Linked DNA regions of Homo sapiens: region 2 is linked to region 1. The links are chromatin loops, found by intact Hi-C in ENCODE. Cell type or tissue: endothelial cell of umbilical vein. All regions are shown on one strand.

Region 1 (8,000 bases):
GAGAGCGAGACAGAGAAAGAAAGACAATTTGTTCCCCCAAAAGGTGGTATCATTTTTCATTGTCATGGGTAGTATATCAAAGTGTCAAATGACCACTCAGTACAACTCTGATTTTTCCTTGTATGACAGATAAGAGGCATTTGGCTGTCATTTGTAGTTTTTGATTACTAGTAAGGTCAAAATGCTTTTGTATGTTAAATAGTTATTTCTTCCTCTGTAAGTTCTTAGATCATTTTCTTTGTCCACTTTTATGTAGTAAGGATATTGACCCTTTGCTGGTTGCATATACAGTATTGCAAATGTTTTTCCGAATCTATATTTGTCTTTTGAATTTTTTCACAGTATTTCTTCTGGCTATTTTGCATGCCAATATTGATTCTAATATTTAGAAAAATAAATATTAGAATCAGTTTAGACCATTTCAAAAAAACCCCAACAAATCCATTGGGAGACTGATGGGTATTTTGTCAATTAAAAATATTAATGGCTATAATTTTCAACATGGACTCTGAAATCTAGAATCTCCCTCTGCAGTTCTTTCCTTTGCTAAAAAGCACTAAGCTAGCTATTTTGGAGATACTGCCTTCAGATCTATGAAAGAGAAACAAAACAACAACTACACAAAGCAGAATATGAATGAGCATCAGAGAATAGGATGGTAGTAGCTTTGGAGCTCAGAGTTTGAAAACAATGGCTGCTGAGTGGGACTTTGGGGCAGATGTGTGCTTGCTCATGAGCCAGTTGGTGTGCTTCAGTGGCATGACTAGTTGAACTTGGGGATTAGTAATTGAAAGTGCCACCTTCAATTACATCCTGTGCCTTCTTTAGGGTATGTCTATCTATTCAGATCCAGTAACAAACTCTGGTTTAGATCAGGGCAATGACTTGGTCCTATGAATTATGACCATCAAGATGTTTTCTTCACTCAAATAAAAGCAATGACCTGAGCTAACGTAACTCTACTAGGGAGAACGTCTGCTGACCTCTAAGATTTCCATCAAAATCATAGTTTGCCAAGGTGTAAGCTGACTGCATCCTTTATAGGCATGTGGCTCTGCCAGCTGGCAAGCCCTGGCCCCACTCTCCCCAGGCAACCAGCCAACAACCCAGCACTTGAAGCAAGATTCATGCCCACTGCAACATTTATTTTGCTTTATTTTTTGAGGTGTTAGCCACATTCTGTTAAGTGGGACCTTTGCAAAGTTTTTCAGGCATTTGGAAGTGCTCATTTTTCCATCAATTTCTAGTGAAAATGTATAGTTCTGTCACGTGTTTTCAGCAAGAGATCTGTAAAAAGACTGAAGTCTTTTTTTTTTTTCTTTACCTAACTCAATGTAGCAGAAATGAGGAAGGGGGATTGTCAGTCATTTCTAAGAACGACAATTTTCACTGCTTGACAATCTGAAATAGAAAATTCTAGCTATCTGATGATATGCCTTATGTACAGCTCACCCCCCAAATACAATGATAAGTGTTGAACAGCAGAGTTGAGGGCCCTTTGCTTAGGCATGATAATTTAGGGAAATAATTAGCTCATCAGAATTGGCTGGGTGCCCTGTTTTCATATTATACAGACAGAGTCACTGAACCACAACTCTGCTGCTTAGAAACAGGCACTAAAAGAAAGGGGGTGGGGGAAGTATGAATAGCCAGTTACCTGCATTCAATCATGAAGTGTACTTTACACTCAAGGATAAACTGATACATGTTAAATTATGCCTGAAGAAATGTCTGGAACAGCACTCAGGAGACCTGTTGGCTGGACTCTGCTCCTCCTCAGCCAGGTGACCTTAAACAAGATCCTAAGACTCTAAAAGGAGAGTCTGAACAGACAACTTCTAGGTTCTAAAGCTCTATGTTTTGGGGGCTTGATTGAAGAGCCACATTAATTACTTTTATTAATAGGTTCAAGTGTACCCTATTTTTTAAACATCCTTCTTCCAAACTATAAACTTACCGTTCATTAAGCACTTACTATCAGTTAGGTAATATACTGGGTTCAGCAGAGTATACCATCTGTCTCATTTTAAGCAGTTCACATTCTCCACATACCCACCAGATAAGGTAACAGAGACCTGGAGTAATGTGGAATCTGGAAAACTAGACGTGGCCCTTTCCAGATCCTTTGTTCTAAGAATGACTCCATGATATCTGGTTGGAGACTGCAAGCTGGGTTTCATGGAGAAACTGGCATTTGAAGAGAATCTTGAATGAATGGCAAGATTTCCAGAGATAGAGATGAAATGGAGGAAATTCTAGGCAGAGAACAGAATAAACACAGAAAGTTTAGGCAACATTTAAAGGATTCCCAAACGAAAACACCTAGAGACAACAAATCTAATCTGTTTGCCATTTAAGTTAGGGTATTAGTTTATCTGTTCCACAAATAGTCATTCAACACATACTCTGTATAACACACCATTCTTGGTGATAGAGGACATCCAAAGATGATGCTGGACATTCTAATATATGTTTAAACTAGGCATTTCATTTTGTTTTTGTTTTCTTTATTTTTTTGGGGACAGAATCCAGCTCTGTCACCCAGGCTGGAGTGCAGTGGCGCAATCTAGGCTTACTGCAGTCTTAACCTCCTGGGCTCAAGTGATCCTCCCACCCCAGCCTCCCAAGTAGCTGGGACTATAGGCATGCACCACCATGCCCAGCTAATTTTTGTATTCTTTTTGGTAGAGATGTGGTCTCGCCATGTTGCCCAAGCAGGTCTCGAACTCCTGGGCTCAAGCAACCCACCCACCTCAGCCTCCCAAAGTGTTAGGATTACAGGCATGAGCCACAACACCTGGTGGCATTTTAAATAATAAAAGAAATATATGCATATTTGTATAAAATATAGAAGAGGACAGATAACTAAATTTAAAATGACCTACCTTGTGTAAGCTTATAGATTTTGAAGGTAATGCCTCATCCAGCACACAGAATCAAATATATAAATTTGGATGGACACAGAAGCAATAACTAATTAGCTCAAAGCAACATTTAAATTGATCTTTCCAGTGAAAAGGCATTAGCAAAAGTAATCTAAAGAACACCTGTTTAGATGCACTAGCATCGACAATTAGGTTCTTCAGGGAACGAGGAGTTTCCAGCAGCCTTCACTCCAATAGTAGGCAATAGAGCTCAGCATTTTTATCACTGTAACCAAGAACATTTAAGGAGGCCAGAGGAAAATACTCAATCCACCTCTTAATTTCTAAGAGGAGGCAACTTCCTTAAGTCAGTCACTTAATTAGCATGGGCTGGGGCCAGGGGTAGGGATGCTCTGCAGGATTCGCTGCTTGACATTCTTCCCCTTTAAGAAATCTGGGCTCTAAACTTTTCAGTAAAAGAAAAAAAATTCAGTCCCAACAATGTAACCCAAGAAGGAGAAGGTGGTGAATCTGATTGGTGCAGAGGTAGAAGTGGCAAGTGTGGTGCCCCCATATGGTCTCTAATCTAGAGTAGCTAGTGCTGCCCATGCCGGGTCAGTCTGAAGCCACAAAGGCTGGCACTGCACAACTACAGGGAGCATCATTCACAGAGACCAAGGTGGGAATGTCAAGTGGGAAGCTTGGCTTCACTCCTTGCTGCCGCCTCTCTAGATGCCACCCTAATAATAATAATAGCAGCTAACATTTATTGAGCACTGACTAGATGCCATGTATTTTATGTGCGACATCTCATTGAGTCCTTGCAGCCACTCCACGACCTAGGTAACATTAATATCCCCATTTTATAGACAGTAGGGTGATCACACAATAAATTCGTTATCCCAAACAGGGCACCTTTTACATTTAAAAAAATTTTTTTTAGTAGAGATGAGGTCTCACTGAGTTGCGCAGGCTGGTCTCAAACTCCTGGATTCAAGTGATCCTCCCACCCTGGCCTCCCAAAGTGCTGGGATTATGGGTGTGAGTCACCACGCCCAGCCTCAAATAAGGCACTTTTGAGAGAGGAGGTGCTATTACTAATGACACTCGAACAACAGGTGTAAACCAGGTCTGACTCAGGCAAGGCAGAGCATGTAGTCACCCTCCACATAAGGGCCTTCAGGTGCAGGGCGCTGGCTTGCACAAGAACAAGGACGTGGCTGAGCCGGGATTCTTTGCAGTGTCAGCCACAGCGTGTTTCCACTGGGCAGCTTTATATCTTCGTCCTGGGCCTTTTGGAGTATCCATGGTTTTTTTTTTTTTTTTTTTTTCTGTAAAATGTGGTAATGAAATCTACTTCATATAGTTATGTAAGATTCAATCAGAGCAAAATACCTAAACTACAGGGAGGAGCCCAAAGCAGTAGTCACTCAATAAACCCCACTTCCTTTCCTCTAGCTCGCCTCTGTGTGTCCTCTGCAAATCCCTTCACTTCTCTGGCCTTTCATTGCCTCCCTCATGCAAGAACGGAGTTGGATTAAGGGGAAAACCTCCTCTCAACGCTGGCATTCTTTCTCCTCTGGTTCTTCTGGAGCCCATCTTTGTTCACTCATGTGCAGCAGGAGGAAGAGCCCTCTCCTCTGCTTTTAGTTCAGAGAAATGGCTTCTTTATTCATGCTCCTTTCACTTTCAGTACTTTCTCTGAGAGGTTGAAATGGTGGATGTGGGAGGCTGTTCTCCCCTCCTATTGTTTCCCTTCCTTTGCCATCGGCTTGTGCTGGAGCTCCTCCTGTGGGTCTCTCCTCAGTGTGGGGGCAGAAATACCAGAGAGTGAGCTGCTGTGCTGTGCTGGGCAAGGAACCCTTTTGGATTTGGGTTGATGGAATTTTTTTTCCCTGCAACTTCATACCTATCACTTTATCCTTTCTTGAAATCACAAAATGTCTGTACATAAAACAAACACACAAAAAAGCCATAAACTGCATTCAGAGGTCACACCATCATGCCAATGTAAGGACCATTTTTCCTAAGAACAAACATTCGAATTGAATTGAGAATCAACACCTTAATGAGTCAAAGGCAGTAGGAAGTGAGAAAAGCACACAAGGCTTATGGAATGAGATGGTTCCTGGAGACTGACAGAAATCCTCAGGGCAATGTGGCCTCCAGAACAGGCAAGGGTACCAGCATGCATTTTTCTTCCCTCTCCTTCTTTTCTTCCCTCCCTTCTATCTTAATTCTTTTCTTTGAGACACGGTCTCACTCTGTCACCCAGGCTGGAGTGCAGTGGCACAATGACAGCTCACTACAGCCTCAACCTCCTGGGCTCAAGGGATCATCTAGGACTACAGATATGCACTACCATGCCTAGGAAATTTTTTAATGTTTTATAGCAGGCCAGGTGCAGTGGCTCACACCTGTGATCCCAGCACTTTGGGAGGCTAAGTCCAGAGGATTGCTTGAGTCCAGGAGTTCAAGACCAGCCTGGGCAATATAGGGACACCCTGTCCCTAAAGAAAAATAAAAAAAAATAGCTGGGCGTGGTGGTGCACACCCATAGTCGTAGCTCCTTGGGAGACTGAGGTGGGAGGCTTGCTTGATCCTGGGAAGTTGAGGCTGCAGTGAGCTGTGACTGTGTTGCTGCACTCTAGCCTGGGTGACAGAGCCAGACCCTGTCTCAAAAATAAATAAATAAAAATAAAATTCTTTGTAGAGATGGAGTCTTGCTACATTGCCCAGGCTGGTCTCAAACTCCTGGCCTCAAATGATCCTCCCACCACGGCTTCCAAAGTGCTGGGGTAACAGGTGTTAGCCACCTCACCCAGCCCCTTCCTCATTTCAAAGCACCTACTTTGTTGCATTTCAGGAACTACTCTAGGCTCTGAGGGTTGGAATAAATAAAAAATAGTCATGCTCCCTGCCTTCACAGAGTTTTCACTGTAGCAGTGAGAGCGGTGTTGATCTAGTAACCACACAAATGTGTTAGATGGTGACCCTGAGGAACGCCATTGAAGGAGAAGTATGATTGGTGCCACAGCCTGCTTTGACCTAGTGAGGGAGGCTGGGCAAGATCTCCCTGAGGAAGTGATGAGGCTCGCACCGAGACGGGAAGGATGAGTCGGCGTTCCGGGCAGAGGAAGCAGCTTGTGTAAAGCCCTGAGGTGGAGGGAAGCTCCTCTAGTTTGAAGAACTGAAAGACAGCCAGGCATCTGGAGCTCTGAGAACAAAGGGGAGAGGGTGCAAGATGGGGCTGGAGAAGGAGGTAGGGCCCAGGCCACACCCAGTTTTGGAGGCCTTTTTACGGATTTAGGCTGTTCCTAAAAATCACGGGCAAATTTTGCAAGTGTTTTCAGCAGGAAGGTGTTATGATCAGAGTTTATTTGAAAGTGATAACTGCAGGAAAATGGATTCAATGGAGGCAAGAAAGGGAGCAAGGAAATAATAAGAAATAACAGTAGCTGGTGTGTACAGAGCATGCTACTTTGGGCCACGTACTGGTCTGTGACCTTTATACACATCGCCTCCTTCAGTCCTCACACAGCCCTGTGGGCCAGGGACTATCATCCCTCTCCTTTTAACAAAGAGGAGATTGAGACACAGAATCACTGGACCAGCGTTGGTTGGCTTGTAAGTGCTAGAACCAAGCTGAGACCCTGGTAGTCCCTGGCTAGAGCCTGAAGCTTAGTTACTACATCCCAGGGGCTCCTTCCTGCCCACAGGCTGGGCAGCAGACAGTAGGGGCTTGCATCAGGGTGGTGGCATGGACAGACCCATAATAATGGAAAGAACTGACAACACCCAGACCAGCAGTACGGGAGGGGAGAGTGAGAGCCAGGTAGGAGAGAGGGGAGGGAGAGCCAGGTAGCGGAGAGAGGAAGGAGAGCCAGGTGGGGGTGCAGCTCAGGGGCTGAAGCGTCTGGGAGGGGCTGGGTTTGAGGTGGCACACATATCCAAGAGCATGGAGGCTTCTGTACAGCCCTAGAGCTAAGGAAAAGAAAACAGATTTGATAATCCAGTGTGGGCACCCTTATTTTCTTTCTTTCTTTTACTAGGAATTCCAGGAGATCAGCTAAGAACTGCCTGCTTTGGTTCTCTTCTTTAAAAAACCAGACCTATGCCAGTTTTGTTCCTGCTTTATTTATTTGTTCAGCTTGATGTTTAATTTTTTTAGTTTCTAAAGGTTTTACTTTCACTGTGAGTGCACTGCTAAAAATTCTGTCTGAAGACTGCTTGGATTCACATGCTCATTGATTCTCCCTCCACCCATTTCAGAATTAACCTGAGCAAATAGCCATGTTTTCTAGTTCCCAAATTCCTCCACTTCTGCCAACTGACATTCTTAAATCTGACATTGGTCAGCCTTGACCCTTGGAATGTATGTATCATTTTATTTCAACAATGCACTTTAGATGTCTACATGTTAAAATTTCTTAAGCAATACAGGCTGTACTTTGTCAATAGCTGCTACAAAAATACATTTTAAAATACCCAGTTGCTACATTCTTGCCTAGAGATAATTTACTGGAAAACTTGCTGAAGAACAATCTTCTCATAGATTTCTATTAGTAATCTAATAGTTCAAACTACTGGACTACAAAGGCCTATTTGGCAAACCCATTCTCTGACACAATGACGTGGACATGCACACACACACAGTTTTTAAAGGGAAGATGAAGGCATGCATTATTGCAAACATGTTTTAAATTCTACAATATATCACCAGAGGGAGAACCCTAACAAGTTAGTCAGAATTAGAATTATAACTATGTAGAGTACCTTTGGCTGAGCTATTTTCCCTTGGTGATTCCACAAAGGCAGCAAGGCTCTGTGTATGTTTCTTTGTTAAAATACACTGTGAAATGGGGGTTGGTCGTGCATTCATCAGTTCATACAATGATTATTTGGCATTTACTATGTGCCAGAGTGGTGTATCAGGAGGGCTATGCTCCTTTTTTTTTTTTTTTCTAATACAGGTTCTATCTCTGCTGCCTAGGCTGGAGTATAGTGGCACAATCTGGGTTCATTGCAACCTCCACCTCCCAGGCTCAAGTGATCCTCCCACCTCAGCCTCCCAAGTAGCTGGGACTTCAGGTGCAGACCATCATGCTTGGCTAACTTTTTGCATTCTTTGTAGAC
Region 2 (8,000 bases), 380 kb before region 1:
CAATGCTAGTGAGTATGAATGAACACATAGCAAAAATTTCAGGTAGAACAGCCATGCCAAGGGCTGGTGGGACAGGTGAGGCCGAGTGAATAAAAAGAAGTAGCCCCAGAGACACTCAAGGTGGTTCCAGCTGCTTTTGAAGGAGGTTTCTTTCTAAGAGGTGGCTGGGCTTGGTTTCAGCGTATTCCAATTTGGGACTCATGAACTGCAACTAATAAAGATCAAAAAACTGATACAGAAATTGTTTTATAAAACATTCAATTCAAAATGCCTGCAGTGACCTTGACAAGAGCAGACGTTAGGAAGATCCCTGACAGCTGAGAACATTGTGTGAAGCCCCTCAGAAGTTAGTTGTGAAGCCCTGCGGGGAGATCTTTGGCTGCACAGGGGAGAGGATGGTGGGGAGGGGGACAGGCATCATTGTCACTATTATGGTAGGTAGGGCTGCTGCTTCTCTGCCTGAAACAGAGAAGAAGGTGTCAGGAAGATCCTAAAGAGAAGGACCCTGGCACAGGCAGACTGGGTGGAGGTGGCATGGGAGGCAGCGAGTTCTAACTCCTTAAATAGTGCTTTATCACTACTCAGGAACTGTTACGGGAAGCTCAGAGTTGTGCTTCTCACCAATAATCTTAGAGAAATCACTTCAAACAAGAGATTAAAGAAAAGGTTACAGGTTTCAGTAAAGGGTTCCGTTTGGCCAAGTATACGATGGTTTGTAGTTGTCATTGTCCATGCCTACTGATAACTTATTTTGTGTTTTTGAATGAAAAGACATTTGTACATTCCTTAAAATAATAATATTGTTAAAAAGCTGGTGACGCTCACAAAATCGATTCCACAAATCCCAAGCAGAGCATGTAGAGGCAGCGCACACAGGAGGCGCAGGCGGTGTGAGCAGCCCTCTGCTGTCCCTTCCCCTCCCACAGGCTCCCCCCAGCTGCTCTGACCACCGAGACACCCACTCCCGCTGCATCCCTCACATCCAAAGGCTCTTCCAGTGCCCTCTGGGACCTTGGTTCCAGGGTGAGCAACGCAACCAAGCTCGTGGGGAGGGCGGAGCACTCCATCCTCTTCCTGTGACCGCAGGGACCGTGGCTCTCCCGGGTGCTGCCCAGCCTACCCCAGGTAGTGAGCGCTTCATGGCCCCAAACTCCTGGGGACTGGAAAGGGCTTTGTGTCCTTCTACCTGTATGTAAACCCCCCCCACCCTCTCTTAGCCACCTGGTTGCCCAAAACCACCTGAACCTTCCGCTCACACCTTGGTAACTTACTGTCTTCTTTTCTGTCCTAGATCTTGCCATCAGGGTGGGCACTTTAATGTCCCTCCCTGTGGGCAGCACATCCAATACACTTGCCGTCCCTTTCTTTCCCTCCCTCACCTGGTGACACCCCTAACCTGCGAATGGCCTAGAGTGGTCCCACCTGAGATATTCTCAACCTGTATCCTGAAGCCTCATCACAGCCTCCTCTACTGAGATCCCGGTTCCCTTCAACCCGCTGCCCCTGACTTTCAATCTCCCTGAGCCCGTCCATGTCTGCTCTTCCCATTTCCTCATTCTCTCATCCCCCCCTTTTGGTTTTGCTTCCTTCCCCCTCCCACCTACACTCCAGGGCCTAGCACTTCAGCCCCATTTTTTACAATAGCCCCCTTCCTAAACCAACAGCCTATGAACCTGCTTCGTAGTGCACAGCCAGCAATGAAGCAAGAAAAGAATCGAGCACATAGCCCCAATATGTTCATAAATCGCATACATTTTACTACTGGGCTGACATTTTCTTCATTTTAAAACATATCACGAAAATGGAAAGGCACAAATGACATGATTTTAGAAGGCCAATATAATAAGCATTTCAGTATTTTCTGCCCATTCCCATTGGAGCATTTTGTACAGCCCCTGAGGGTGTGTGTACTCCAGTTTAGGGACCACAGCCCTAAACCCTATCACTCTCTTCTCCTTCTGTCACATCCACCCTACAAAGCCATCCCTGAGCCAGTCTAGTCATGAGTGTCCTGTTCTCTGCCAGGTGTCTAAGTGGTGTTAGAAGACACACTCAGTCCCAGTAACCTCTGGATATACTCTTTCAGCTCAGGGCAATGTCACTGAGAGCCTTCAAGGGGCAACAGTGAAGCTAGTTTGCAAGAAAACGTCTTTCATCTTCATCTATTGCCAGCACCCAGCACAGTGCCTGGCACTTGCCTGTGACCATGAATGCATTGATCTGTGCACACATGTGGCATCCACATCGCTCTGCCTACGTGGTTACCAAGGCATGAAGAGAACAATAGAGAGAGCCCTGACAGGTCAGGACATCCCAGCTGGGGCGCCTTTAGTTCTGAAGCTGTGTGAGGGTACCTTACCCTCACAGCACCTCTGTCTGCCCATAATGGCCCAAGCAATAGACTGGCCCTCAGAATGTGCCTGAGGCAGTTTAATTAAGGCCATTTTGGCACTTGACTATTCCAGAAGGTTGTATGGAGGTGGGAAATAGGGCTCTTTCAATCTTCTCTTCAATGCTGGCAGCAACCCTGGCTCAGGGCACAGCTGTACCCCCATTTCCTTCAGATGTCCCCTCACAGAAGGATGCCGCTGTCAGAGCAAAGGGGTGAGCAGGAGAGTGACAGAGCTTAAAGAGCAGCCTCCAGTGGACACAATGTAGACTGGATTTGAGCAGGGCCTCCAGGGTAAGCACAACGAGAGGTGCTGGAAGAGCCAAGGATATGTGTTTGACCTACCTTCCTCTCTGGCCATGGAGGGCATCTCTTTCTCTCTGTCTCTCTCTGTCTCTCTCTGTCTCTCTCTCTCTCTCTCTCTCTCTCTCTCTCTCTCTCACACACACACACACACACACACACACAGAGAGAGAGAGAGAGAGAAGACAGCTATGGCACTTTCTCAGGAGGTAAACATGATTTAGGCAAAATTCCCTCACTTCCTACAGTTCTTTTATCTTCTCTTTCTCCCTTCCTCGTCCAGTGTTTCTTAATGACTGGTCATGGACTGACCCCTGAATCAAAGTCACTAAAGCCCTGTTATCAGTGCAGATTCCTGGTGTCATCTCAGACTAAGAGAATTAGCAAGTCTGAAACTGGAGCAAGGGACTCTGCATTTAAACAAAGTTTTGCCCATTAAAGTTTGAGCACCACTGAAAAACTCTCTCTTCTTCTCCTGTGTTCTTCCCAACTATGCATCCCTAATCTGTGGCCTGCATCCATCTAGCCACCATTCCCCTCTGCCCCTCCACTCCTGAGGCCATCATGATGAAGCCAGTGGGAACTCCAGTGGAAGGACCCAGACAGGAATAAGATCACCTGGGCCTTCACCTTCCTTCACCGACCGAGAGCTCTTCTCTTCCTGCGCTTTTATTTTAATCTAGGACATCCCCTCACTTGGCTCCTAGAGGCCCTGTTTCATTTAATTTGGCCTCCTTGCCCAAGCAGAATCCTGGGCAAGCCTGGGAACCTAATACCCTGAATTCAAATGAAGTTGCCTGGAGGAAACTGAATGAATCAGGTAGCTAAGATTTGGCCTAACGTTGATCTATTTTTGGCCAAAGCCAACCTCCACTAATAGGTCTCTACTAATAGACTTGCAAAGATGGAGCTCTGAATCAATGCTAAACAAGAGTTATAAATCATGAAGACGTTTGCTGTCTTTTTACCTCCCAGGGATGGGAGTGAATGGGAGAGGACTCTGACCATGAAGCGCTCTAATCTAAACTCGGAGAAAATTCTCCCAGCCATTCTTCTGCTCACAGAATTTCCGCGGCACCAGTCTCCCTGCAGCTTTGACAAGTGAGCTATTTTAGTATGAGAACAAGTAGAGTTATTGTTATCTCTGCTCTGAATCAAGGATAAAAAGAAAAGGTGAGCGGGAGAAGGAGGGTGTGAGAGAGAAGAACTGGGGGTGAGGTGCGGAAAAGCAGAAAGGACTTCAGATACCGAAAGAAAAGGAGCCAGGTGCTCTTCCCGGCAAGGAAGTCACCAGCCGGCCGGTTTGTGGATTGAAATCAGCACGTGACCCCTCAGCAACCATAGTAACAGTCCCTCCCTCTGGTCTCACAGGGCTCTGGAGGGGTGAAGACAGCACGATACATGCCAAGGTGCCTTGTCAGTGGTGAAGTGTTGTCTACACAGGGTGGCAGCTCCCTGTTTGACCAGGGAGCTACTGCGCCTTTCCCACAACCCCACCCAAAGACTCAGGACGGCCCAGGCCAGAAGGAAATTTAGACAGTAGACCCTCCGTCAGCAGATACCTTTCCCTGCTCTTCCTACCGGGTCACCTAGACCCTTAACAAGGGTGCTATTTTAGCAAGAAACTGAAAATAAAAAGAGAATCTGCCCTCCGAACATGCTGAACACTTATTTTAGCACACAGCCCCATGGAGGGTCAGCGCTCCACGCATGTTTTAAAGCGTTTGTGCCTATTTATTTTGAGACCGGCAGGGCCTGAGTGAGCCACAGCTTCCTGGATTCTGCTTTGTCAGCAAGGAAGATTTGCTGCCATAGATATGCTGAGCTCCCTCTGGGGCCCCCCTTCTCCTGGAATCTGACTGAGATGAGAAGTTTATCCCAGCACTTAAATGAAGAGACTTCCTCCAGCTCCCACTTCTGCCTCACCCCTCCGCCTACCACTGACAAACAGGCCTGGCTGCAAGGTGTGCGTGTCACCAGGACCTGGCCACCAGAGGGCGACAGAGAGCAATGAGGGTCGAACAGTTTCCCAGAAGGAGCCAAATCCCCTGACACATCTGCTCCCTCCTCCAGCCCAAAAACTGCCAGACTTGCTAGCATTTGCCAGTCCACCGAAACAAACATCTCACCTTCATCGTACAGTTCCTTGGTAAACTCTTATTTTCTTCTTTATCAAGTTTGGATGGAAAACAAAACAATTAATTTTAAGAGCAGCACACAAGAACCTAAACATTATTTATGTCTCTAATTATCTTGTTCTGGTGGGTATTTTAGTCCCTGTCTGGTCAGCACATTAATTATCTTCATAACTACAGCAAAAGTTAAATAATAAGCACCCAAGGCTACAGCACTACTGTAATGTGCAAGCTTAAATGAACTTATAAATTTTATTAATGGATGCTTTATACAACTCCTTATATTATAAATCAAACAAGAAACCTATTTCTGTCTTTTAAGGGTATGGTGAAAAAGCTTTAACATTATTGAGGATAATTTTTATTAAGTTTAAAACTCCCTTTTTCCAGTAATGAGACTGTTATGAGGATAATTTAATCTAGTTTGTCATGAGGCACCCCGGCTTGTTAAATAAGTTAATAAATGACTGTGCATTAATCAAAGTGACAAAGCTATGAAGAGCTGGGGATGGGAGACAATTCTGGTGATAGTATTAATTAGTATTTAATTAGAAACTTAGGGCCCATAAATAAAAAAAAAATCATGGTAGAGACATTTATGCAAATTGCTCAGAGCCTGCAGTGGAGTTAGCTTTGCTTTAAAGAAACATGATTTTTTTTTCTAACATACTGTACACGGCAGCACTGTGGCCACATCACGTGGCTTAAACGAGCTCTTCTTTTGTTTCCAATTTGTTCCAATTACAGGCCTGTAAATTCAAATCATTCTTTTGACTGTCTTGATTGAAATGTAGAGTTTCCACAATTTCTACTGGGAGTTCTGTTTTTTTCTTCTTTTAATAAAAAAGGAGAAGTGTTTTAAAGACATAAAGAAGAGCTTTAGATTCTTTTTCTGCTCTTTTAATTAAGATGTGTGCCACCATTTTCTAAGAACAATTGTGGATTCCATTTGGTACACAAACAATGCCTCCTTTTTCAATCCTGGTGAGCTGTAACTAGGTTTTGTTATGTGATATAATATTGAAGACTGCATAGATTCAACTGCCATCATTTTTATGATAATCATAGCACTTTTAGCTTTTCTCTCAATAATGTACTTGGATAAATGGGCAATTTTTGATGGCCCAAAAAGATAATAACCGTTTGGTTCTGAACGTCACTGCTTTCCTAAGGTACATGTTCCCCCTTTTCAGACTTTATTATTTGTTGCATTTATTCAAGAAAGGTTATCCACAGTAAAACTGCTTTTTCTATTCAACAGTCTATCTCTGTCATGGTTCATTTATGTGTGAGCATGACGGACTGAAGCCCGTATTATCCACAGCTGACAAGTGTCAGGCCGACAGTTCAATCAGCCCTTCCTCGAGATGATGCCCAGGGCCCCGTGTTTGAAGTAGGACAATAAAGCAGGCAACACAATCCGGGCAAACTGATCCGATCCCTGTATGTAAAGGGGATTCTGCTTAATAACACAGTGTGGTTTTTTTCCCTCTCCAAACACATTAGTCCTTAAACAGTGAGTTGGCCCTTAAGAAAATCTGTGACTGACATGAAAATGCTGAAGTTTTAAGGTGGTTGGTTTATCCGTAACCTCATGGGGCTGCTTCTTTGTGCAGACTAGTTTTGTCAAAGTCAGAAAAATAATGTATTCAGTGTCTGATCATTTTTAGGGAGTTATTCGAATGGGATTTTAAGTCAGACATCCTGATGTTGACACAGGGATCATTTTCTTGTCCTTTTGTTTTACATTTGTGGAACAGATCATTTGCATTGGCTAATAAAATTAAATCTCTGAAATGCATACAAAAGTGAGTTCCCTTCAGCAACAATCCTCAATTCCCTCCACCAGCCGAGTAAGCAGAGTTGCTGGGTGTGTTTCTTTATATTGGGTCTCTCTAGAACACAGGCTATAATGCAAACATATCTTCAAAATTAGTGCTCCTTCGGCCTGGGTAACACTTAGACTCAAATGTATATTAAAGTATTTCACTACAGATCCTGACAATCAACAGCAGAGCCAAAGTCGATAAAATGCTAATAACCTGCTGCGGTCTGTTCCTTGGAGGACTGGGGTACTGCTGTTGTGCTCTCTTCCAGCCTTCAAACCATTGCAGGCGACAACGGGCAAGGGAAGGCGGCTCACCCCTTTAGAAGGGGCCAGAGCACTACATGCCTTTCATAAGGAGGAAGCCAAAGACCCTCTTAAAGCATCATAAAACCTTCAAGCCAGAAGGCACAATGCAAAACATCAAACCCAACCTCTTCCATACTTGATGAATGAGGCTCAGAGACATTTTTGTGACTTCCAACGTCAGAGAGCTTGTAAGTAGCAGTGGAAGGAAAAGGTTAACAACAACAACAAAAGAATCCTCTGAATTTTGCTTCTCTTTATATGACTTTACTAGGCTGGGCAAGTTAGTGCAGAAGGGACTGATGAAAAGCAGAATCCAGAAGTCAGAACGTGAGGAATGATGCCGGCAACTACCAAACATGACTTCTGTCAATTTCCTTCTTGCACAATGCTGGAAGTCCTAAGTAACGTATTTTCTGTGAATGTTGGTTTTTCTCCGTCTACCCTGCTCTGTCCGAATCTACCCATTTACTGCATTCTCTCCCCCACTTTGACCCCACAGACCACATCACCCAAACACCCTTGGCTGCTGGCTTCCAACTGTATTAGAGACGAGGGGAGGCACTAATGGCCAGTCAAGTGGGAAGAGAGAAGCTACACTGTGTCCTTGTCCCCTGCTTGGACTCCCCATCTCAGAAGAAGACTGTGTCCCTCCAGCACTCCTGCTTCCACCGAGAGGCTCTTCCTCCAGGGCTCCAACTATCATGGGCCCCAGTCCCTCAGTTTCCTCCCCTTGGCCCTTCATCCTTGGGGATACCAGCTCCCCACTGGTGCTAAACTTGGGGTGCCTCCCATCTCTTGTTTGTCCACCTACCTCTGCCCACACTTCTGAAGTAGCCCCTTCTTTAAAGTCTCCAGCAGAACCATCTCCAGTGAGTTCTGTTTCCTGCTGGGACTCTGATGCATTGAGTGATTTGCATTGCTAACTGATCCTACTTCTAGTCCAGTAGTTCTTAGGATATTCTAAAATCCCACAGAGAATCTGATGAAAGCTATAGGATCTCTTCCCACACACACAAAAAAGTCACTTCTGCACATATGC

The links. Hi-C counts contacts between places; a loop is a spot of excess contacts. Peaks named below come from ENCODE experiments on the same cell type or tissue, not always from the same donor. Only the 100,000 strongest peaks of a DNase experiment are listed, where the experiment ranks them.
Region 2: a loop joins it to region 1, with 12 times the contacts of the local background. A loop is called at or near these places in 10 of 110 quality-filtered maps.

What each region holds. Positions count from the first base shown.
Region 1 is chr5:61,273,991-61,281,990 of GRCh38, reverse strand. No RefSeq gene overlaps it. Among named protein-coding and RNA genes, the nearest start is that of LINC02057, 13 kb to the right of the region's middle. In endothelial cell of umbilical vein, a CTCF peak has its summit at 4,693; DNase peaks (open chromatin) are centred at 1,070, 1,540, 4,610 and 5,960; H3K27ac peaks cover 2,588 bases.
Region 2 is chr5:61,655,398-61,663,397 of GRCh38, reverse strand. The region is part of intron 1 of LINC03122 (long intergenic non-protein coding RNA 3122); the gene reads right to left. It overlaps LINC03152 (long intergenic non-protein coding RNA 3152), which reads left to right. Exons shown (of 8, transcript NR_109910.1): 8 at 1-241. It also overlaps the pseudogene HSPD1P22. Among named protein-coding and RNA genes, the nearest start is that of LINC03122, 22 kb to the right of the region's middle. In endothelial cell of umbilical vein, a CTCF peak has its summit at 4,685 (motif pointing right); a DNase peak (open chromatin) is centred at 4,697; H3K27me3 peaks cover 525 bases.